Regions from separate parts of the Homo sapiens genome. Here region 2 is linked to region 1. Evidence: chromatin contacts called from ENCODE Hi-C or POLR2A ChIA-PET data. All regions are on one chromosome and are shown on one strand. The core of a region is the stretch at or near the end of the contact, and the rest is flanking DNA. Distances in the headings are between cores, read along the strand shown. Region 1 holds the start of DIO2 (iodothyronine deiodinase 2). Region 2 overlaps CEP128 (centrosomal protein 128).

The links. Hi-C counts contacts between places; a loop is a spot of excess contacts on that map. ChIA-PET counts read pairs that join two places held with the same protein, here RNA polymerase II (POLR2A). Pooled maps may share reads with other maps.
Region 2: a loop to region 1 is called in a map of PC-9, with 5 times the contacts of the local background. The contact joins the enhancer-like site here to the promoter of DIO2 in region 1. A Hi-C loop is called at or near these places in 2 of 168 maps with a recorded cell type or tissue (PC-9 and esophagus squamous epithelium) and 1 of 50 pooled maps. POLR2A ChIA-PET finds 5 or more read pairs at or near these places in 1 of 52 experiments (K562).

Annotation. Positions count from the first base shown.
Region 1 is chr14:80,209,183-80,213,534 of GRCh38, forward strand. DIO2 (iodothyronine deiodinase 2) reads right to left here and starts at 2,322. Exons shown (of 2, transcript NM_013989.5): 1 at 2,069-2,322. The coding sequence starts at 2,290. DIO2-AS1 (DIO2 antisense RNA 1) reads left to right here and starts at 2,237. Exons shown (of 9, transcript NR_038355.1): 1 at 2,237-2,306.
Region 2 is chr14:80,566,788-80,571,342 of GRCh38, forward strand. The region is part of intron 20 of CEP128 (centrosomal protein 128); the gene reads right to left. Among named protein-coding and RNA genes, the nearest start is that of DIO2, 360 kb to the left of the region's middle. Within about 2 kb of position 1,449, at least 3 of the 41 ENCODE cell types and tissues checked have a DNase peak (open chromatin) inside an H3K27ac peak, as active enhancers do; they include PC-9, where a contact is called at or near this core.

The DNA.
Region 1 (4,352 bases), core at 1,072-3,571:
TATGTTCAATAAGCTGCTTAATGGGAGAAACAACCTCACTTAATATTTGTGGGTAACATTACAGCCCCCATTGTTTATATGAGAGATGACTGTTTTTCATGTTTTTCTTAATGAAACATGACATTTATATAAGAAATATATGTATATAAGTAAAATTCTTCCAATAAGTTTTTTTTTTTTTACTTTATAGGCAAAAGGCAATTGTCCTTCCAAAAAGTAAGAGTTTAATATACTGAGATCAAATCACTGATATTTCCATGGTATCTGCTAACACGTATAAAATATGATGTTGAAGAGGGAACTTCCTAATTAATAATATGTCTGATATACTTGTGTACTCCTCCACCTGCCTCCAAATTGCCTTCCACTAAAACAAACCATTAAAAACTTCCCATTCAATGTATACTTTTGTGGAAATGAAATAATCAATTCAATATCTACTTTTCTAGATCTCCCGTCCTCACTGACATGCACAATATAAATGAGTTTTTACTGTTAGAACTTTGAGCACCAATTCATATTCTCATAAAAGAATTTCCATCTACTAATAAGAGCTCTTACTATTCACATTTTTAACAACAATAAACACAAACCCTCTTTGGGTTACTATCAATAATAAAGACGTGCATTGTGGTAAAATTTCCCTAGTTCACAACAGATATTTTCTTCTTGAACATCTGATTTTCAGAAGAACAATCCTGTCCTGAATTCTTTGTAATTTTACAAGTTACTTCTTCTCTTTTCTTGGCGCATGGTTTTAGTTTTCTAGTGTTTATTTATGGAGGATGCATTCCCTTGCGTCTCTATTATTTCGAGTTCCCCGTCTCTGGTTCTAAGGTGCTGCCTGCCTAAAACACACCACTTCACTGAACACCTGGCTTCTATATTCCTCTAAAATACAGATGTACAGTTGCTTTTTCTGGCATCTTGGGCAAGGTCCCACAACACTTTTAGGGAAACCAAGATTGTCTATTTTGATAACTACTTTTGCCAAAATAGTTCATTCTTCTCAAGCCTGGTTGAGGGGGTGGAGGGGACCTTTAGAAGTCATATGGGCATAGCAGGTGGGGGAAAACTGACAAAAGACCAGGGCGAAAATCATCCTCTGTGCCCCTGAAGATCTTAGTTGAAAATGCTCTACTAACATCTCTCACCAGCAAAAAGCCTGGAACACAGTATTTTTCACTTAGAAACTAAGATCACTACCTCTGATTTTGAGAGAGCAGCCCCTGGGCACTACCTGAGCAGGTAAGGGAGACCACTGCTCTAATGCTCATAACAGCTCTGAGATTTAATGAATCACAGACCCATCATCTCTTTCTAGGGCAACGTATTTTATTTTTGAGAAACAAAGTAAAGGAGGCTTCCCTTACAAATGCTGGATTTCTGACAGCTAGTTTTCAGACTTTTCTTTCGCAAGTTGATATCTAGTAACTCAGGATCACTGCCTGAAAATCGCTTCCAAAGGGTTCAAATTTGAATCAATGTAGAGGAGGTGGCACACAGCTGCTTGCTTTCATTAACTCTTACCTCTACCAGAAACCAAGCAGCTATGATGCCCAATCACAATTTCTATGACCACTTTCTTATCTTGTCAACTCTCTGAGAGTTCTGAGTAGCATTTCTCATTTCTTGCTTTTCAGTACCCACCCCTCGAACATACTTCCTCAGTGTACCTCAGCCTCCCATCAAGCAAAAAATCAAAATTCCAGTTTATGGCAAGAGCAGAATAAATGCAGCAGTCTCCTCTTCTCCATCATTTTCTGACTTTTCCCAAGTTATCGTACCAGCACAATGCCTTCTACTCCCAAATCACAGCAAGATATTAATAACCCTTAGTAGAAAGATTCCTTATTAGGTCACACAGAGTCATTATGGCTTAATAGCTGTCACCCTCCCAAGCTAACCTGTGCAACAGGTGTGGAAAGTAAACTTAGAGGCTCACTTGGCAACCCCACAAATAGGGCTTCACAGCTCTCCCCCCAATGCTCCCAATGGCCTCTGGTCCCCAGCATATGAGCCCCTGCCCCTGTAGACCTAGGGAGAAGCCCTTCTCAGCTCAGCTCACCTGTTTGTAGGCATCGAGGAGGAAGCTCTTCCAGACGCAGCGCAGTCCCTCTGAGGTCAGCATGCGCCGCCACTCTCCGCGAGTGGACTTGGAGCGGCTCAACAGCAGCACCACGTGCTTGAGCAGAATGACCGAGTCATAGAGAGCCAGGAAGAGGCAGTTGGAGAAAAAAACTGGCAGAATTTGCAGTGTGATCAGCAAGTCTACGCTGAGGATGCCCATCTTCTCTGCCTCCTGAGTCAGTTCCCTTGTGCGCTCTGGTTCCCCTTCACCCTCTTATTTAAAAGGGGGGTGGTGATAAAGGGGGTGGGGGAGGTAAGGGGGAAGGTTGGGGGTTGGGGGAGAAGGGGAAAAAAAACTAAATTAAAAGGAAGCCCAAGTTGTCTCCTCTTTCAAAGAAGCAGAAATGGCAAGACTAAGTCCAGTCTCTCCAGCCCAGCAGTTGGAGTGTGCCCATCAATTCATTCAATTCGGAGCTGCTGCCTTTTTTTTTTTTTTTTTTTTTTTTTCAGGATTTAAGATGTTAAAAAAAAAAAAAAAAAAAAAAAAAAAAAGCTGGCGTACTCGTCCCTAATCCAGTTACCTCTGTCAGAGTCCGTTAAAGACAGGCAGTTCTACTTTCATTTCCAAGCACCTATGAGACTGTGGCAGAGATTTTAAAATTTTCTTTAGCCTTTCATTGTCTCTATGCTCTTTAAACGTAGCCTGTTTCTTTCTTGAATTGCCAGAGTTTTTTTTTTTTTTAAATGTGCTTTAAGGGTAGTTTTTTTTTTTTCTTTCTTTACTCCGTTTTACACACACTTTCTGTGCTTCTCTTTCTCCCAGTCTCACTCTCTCCCTTCCCCAGGAGCGACTGACTCCTCTTTTTTCTCACTCTCTGTCTTTCCCTTCTTGCTATCTGTCTGTGGTGCAAAGTGCCTCTCTCTGCAGCCCAGTGAGTCTCCCTGACGCCTTTTATACATTCCCTGGCTAATTGCTGCAATAGAGAAGTGAAAGCCTAATCTTGGTAAAGATCTTGACGTCATTGAGAAAGAGGGCTTTACTTTGGCCAGGATTGCAGTGAATAGAAAAGCAAAACTCGACAACTTTTTTTTTTTAGAAGGGGTTGGGGAGAGACAGTGGAATTTTGCTTTGTGATTTAAAGAGAGAAAAAAACTAATACCCTTGACAGCCTTCAGGAAATGCTTCCAAACTTTGGGAAAAGTAATTTAATATAATGTGCAGATTGATATGGCCAACACTCTCTCTTCTGATTATCATTATCATTAATTTATGAGGGGTTTTGGAAAGAAAGGATCCTGGAAGGCAGGTAGAAAAAAGGAAGAGTTATCACAGGCGGTCTTTGCTCTGTTTCTTGGAAAATATGAACATTTATATACAATCTTTATACCTTTATACCATGACTCCAACCCTTTGTAAGATCTGTGACCTAGGTCCTTTAAATTTTTTTGAGTCATTATCTTATTTAAGAAAATGCAAAATGAGTTGTAGGTGGAAAACTTGTAAACTATTTGAGTACCATCCCAGCATTTCTTTAAAGCTTCTTGCAGAAACTTGAATACAGGTTTCTTTTTAGTTTTACCCAAGCTTCTAATGAAAAAAAAAAAAAAAATCCAAGTTCCTCCAGACAGGGAAGGAGCTAGGCGACATTCTTTTAGCTTCATTTTGCAGATAAAATTAAAACTTTCCATTGAATAGCATTAAGAAGCCATAAGGCTGAGAAATTATTAATGAAAGCTCTTTAAATTTGGTGTTTCACCTGCTTCTGTTAGCATAACCCCTAAGAGACCTGATACTTTAAGGAATCTTCCTTTTTGTTTGAAAAAAATTTTAATTAAATGTATGGGAAGTTAAGAGCCGACTGAATTGGTTCAAGGTGCCACATTGACCATTGTTCATTGGCTTGCCTCTCCCATGAGTCTTTAGGACAGGTATTTAGGCAGACAATGCTTTGGCAGAATGGCATGACCCCCACTTTATTCTACTTTTTCATCCTGTGTTACCTAATAGATCACTGAGTTTTCTCAGTGATAGATACTGAGTTTTAGATACTGGGTAATAGATAGCTGAGTTTTCTATGTAGCCAGAGCTTAGGCATAAGCTAAGCAGTAGGTGCAAGCTTGTGGTTAGCGTATTGCGTATTTTTTCCATGTGGCTAAAACCTTCATGATCACAGAAATAATTTAAAAGCCTAGACAAGAGTCATTAATTTGTCGTCCTGTTAGCTGAATTCTGCATATTAATGCATTTTGTTTGGTTGGCAGGTTGCTTTTTTGCCTTTAAA
Region 2 (4,555 bases), core at 199-2,698, 360 kb after region 1:
GGCTGCTTATGTGCCTTTTCAAACAACCTACTTCAGCGTCTAAAATAACACAACACACATATTGAAGAAAAAAAAAACAGCGAGGCTTAAAGATTTTGTCTGAAAAGTTGTCAAGGAAAAAAAAAAAAACCAACATTTTGACTTAGGAAGAAAAGCCAATTTAAAGTGATATGTCATGTTCTAGCCTACAGGGAAGCCCAATAATGGTCCTTGTTGCCTGATTTTCAACCTGGGTGTGGCAAATCTCTGATAGAACCAGAAGCAGAAACAATCACAGGATTTAAAAACAGACTCAAGGTGGTTGATCCACATTTCCAATATGTTCTGTCATTTACTACTATTGCCTTGACAGAGACCTGAGGGCAGCCAGTTGTTCTTCTGTAGCTTTCTTCTGCTGTGTTCTCTGGTGGGTGTTTTAGTTTGTGGTTTTATTATGAGGAGATTATTGACCATTATACTTCAGTTTTGACATTGTTCAGGAAAGGCTGCGGTTGTATTTATATTGAAGTGGGGTATGTGTACGGGTTTGTGGGGTGAAGAATACAAGTGGGGAAAACAAAGAAGATGAAGAGAAAGATACAGAAATGGGGGTCTATTGGTTTGTTGGGACAGATTTCAGACTGGAAAATGCAGCCTGAGCGGCAAGGTAGGGTTTTATTTAAAATCCCTATACATACTTCTAGGTAGCTATATGAAACTGACACCAAAAATTCTGAGACTACCCTTTAAATTTCAAATCACGAAGCAAAGCTATGAGCTTTCTTTTCCTTATTTTCCTTTAAAATAATCATTTCAAGATTCTTCCTTTAAAGCACAACGTAATGTGGTACATAGGTGTGTGCTACAGAATATCACTACAGACAAAATGAAGGGCAAGAGACAGAATTATCTTTCTCCAGGGACTGTCAAATTCTCCAGTGAAACTGCTCGTAACAGGTAACAAAGGTGAGTGACATCTGGACTGGAGAACAACTAAAGATTATTTGCAGATAAAATAAAGACTATGATGGTGGCTAGGGGCAATGCAAAGGACAACCAGTGCAATTTCAGATGCTGACTGTCCCCACAAAGAGATGGAGAAAGAGGAATTGAGGAGTACCAGGAGAAGGCCAACAACTCAGAAACCAGCACACCATATATTTTTCAAGGATTTACATTTAAAAAAAAAAAAGTACACGACACCAGTCGTGAGGTTAGTCATGTATCAATGGCATATGCCCTGAACTCCTATGCAAATCATATTGCAAGAATGATTATGGCATAATTTATGAGCAGGCTTGTGTCATGCAGAACTTGTGGAAAATAAGAGGGTATGCTTTCATTTTCAGGTACACAAAGGGTTGTGTATCTGACTGCCACTGAATATAGTTGGTCTAATGAGACTCCCTGAGGCTGACATCTCCTTTGTTTCCCCGAAGGGCACATATCTCCTAGGCTTCTAGGTGAAAAAGTTTACAGAGAAACCCATATAACCACAGAATCCTTCCTCCCACGCCGTGTTCTCCTGAGTCTTTAAATTACAGCACTGGATTGTTAACTATCATGCATGTCACACAGCTGAGTCATTAAATGCTACAAGTAAATAGTCCACCTTTGGAATTAATGACTTACCTTTGGGCAATTCCAGTAATCCACATCATAATTTACATGCAGAGTCATTTACAGGAACTAATGCACAAGGAACATTGTAATGGAGACTCTTTCTTGCCCGTCACTCTCATATTCTTTCTGTGTGCTTCTGTGTTCAGTTACCCCTCAGCATTCTACACTAGAGGGGCTGCTGATGAGGATGATCAACATCGAAGCAGAAAGTCTTAAACTAATACAATGGCTGAGATGGGGTAGCTTTTTCTTGCTTCTTAATTCAGTTTGACTGAGATTAAAACTATTATTAATCTCCATTTCCCAACACACACGCGCAGGTAAGAAGGGAAATGTAGCTAAACAATTTAAAGTAACCAGATTATCTGCCCTCTGATTATCATTGGTACACTCTTCTTTCTAAGAACAACGAGGGGAAAAAAAAACCAACAACTAAGTTTTTAGCTGCACTTCTGGGAAGCATACATGAAGGCTGACTTATCCTATATGCACTAAAATAAAGCAGATGTATATTAACTGTTCAGTCCCAAATATCCTAAATATTCCTACCTATGAAATACTTAACTGCTTTTTCTTCAAACTGAGCTTCACTCTGATTTCTCACTGCAGTCTGACTAGCATCTTCCCAAGGTGGAAGTTTAAACAGTAGCTTCGGCTGTTTGAGAGAGATGTGAGTTATGAAAAAGAGTTGGAAAGCTCTATTATCTTAAAGTAATTGAAAATGTTATAAATAGTAATAGCTATAAAAACAGCACTAATTTGACTATAATAATTTCAAACAAATTTCTAAATTTCTGCATTTAGAGAAAATGATATGATGTAGTACTTTTAAAATGGTCCCCCAAATAATTCCTTACCCAAATTAAAGTCACAAATTTCAGGGACATTATTACTTTAAATCTAAAACATTTTACTTTTCAGGACTATAAATAAAGAGTAGTGATTTAGCTCAAAGCATCCTCAACTGTATTGCTTTCAAAATCATCCCTGGAAGTAAGTGATCTTAAATTCCAAAGTCTATGAAATGAAGGAATAAATTGGATGAGAGTTTGTTAATAGCCTCACCTGGGCAGTTTTCGCCGGTAATGACAGCTACTCACAACCTTACCTGTGGATAATGGAATGCTGATACAGTGTGGTTGTAGGAGTTCAGAAAAGTCTGATTACTCAAAATTATACTTTCTTTCCATTTACCAAATTATTTCAAATTCTACCAACAGAAATTTATTCTTTGAGGAAAAATTCAAAAAAATATTCTTATTAGACTCTCCCTATGCCAGTTAACAGTTAAACTAGTTCATTCTAAAGCAGGGGTAAGCAAAGTCCAGGCAGGCACCTGTTTTTATAGGCCCATGAACTGAAAGTGGTCTTTACATGTTTATTTGGTTGAAACCAATCAAAGCAAGGATAATATTGCATAACATAAAAATACTCTAGACAGGTTGGTCAGCTTACATCCCTATGAAGAGGTAACATTTGAGCTGAAACCTAAAAGAAGGAAATGAGCCAGCCACTGAAAGAGCTAAAGGAAAAGTATTACCGAGAGAGGCAGATGCAGAGATCCTGGGATAGGAATGGGTTTCCTTAATTTTAAGAACAAAAGGGACACTGGTATGTGTTATGGCTATTAACGAAAACATCCCTTTATATTACTAGTACCATAAAAATCAAAACTATTTATTGTAAGTTTAATTGCCAAAACTGCATTGGGTACTTTTAACATATGTTCTTTTTATTTATTTATTTGAGATGAAGTCTTGCTCTGTTGCCCAGGCTGGAATGCAGTGGCACAATCTTGGCTCACTGCAACCTCCGCCTCCTGGGTTCAAGTGATTCCCCTGCCTCAGCCTCCTGAGTAGCTGGGACTACAGATGCGCATCACCACGCCCGGCTAATTTTTTGTGTTTTAGTAGAGATGAGGTTTTACCATGTTGGCCAGGATGGTCTTGAGCTCCTGACCTGGGGATCCGCCCACCTCGGCCTCCCAAAGTGCTGGGATTACAGGCGTGAGTCATCGTGCCCGGCCCATATGTTCTTATTTTTAATGTTCATGAAAACTTCCAGTAGGAGGATATCATTAATTTCACTCATTTAAAGCCAGGAACATAGACTTCAAAGACATTAAGTGTGTTGAAGTCCATGTTGTGATTAAATGTAGGGGGTCGGGGAGGCTGGTCTGTAATCCAGCTCCATTTGACTCAAAACAGTCTATACTAACCTCAAAAACAAATTAAAAATTGTGAGAGTGTGTGTGTGTGTATTTTTTCTACTTAACAGCCCAGCAAAATGGAACTAATGGAAATATCATATGCATACAGTGAGGTTTTATGAGCAAATAGACAATAAATTCTTTTTTTTATTAGCATCAGGGTGACTTTGTGGTTTTCCATGGTAGAGGTTAGGGGATGCACTGGGTAACTGCCCTGGAGCCTCTTCCTTAAAGTATGCCAAAACAGACTTCCAGAACCTCATTTTTAACAGGCATTAGGTAACAGTGTAATAAAACATACTATATCAATAAAATTTAATGCCCAAATAAAAAAATTATTTGTATACATTTTTATATTTATTTCACTATATAATAAAGGGGCTATTATATTGTTGCCATATGTCTTTTCTAAGTAAGTTGCAACTCCTTACTTATCTGGGTCTGACATCAGGACAGCTGAAGCACATGGCAGTCAATACCACTGCGGAAACAGCACAAGAAAGGATTGAGGAAAGCAAAGACCTAAACTTAATTAGCTGTAATATTGTGCAGCTAAATGACACCTATATTGTGCTGGTCCCTTAGATTTTTTGGATCTGGACCGCAGGGGTTAGATTCATCACTGAGATCATATCTGGCCTCTGTGCTTCAATCCCTGTTTCAGTCGTGACCAATGTATTGGTTCTTTTCTCACAGTGAAATAAGAACTAGGGATTTCTATTACAACCAGAATGTAGTAAAGGC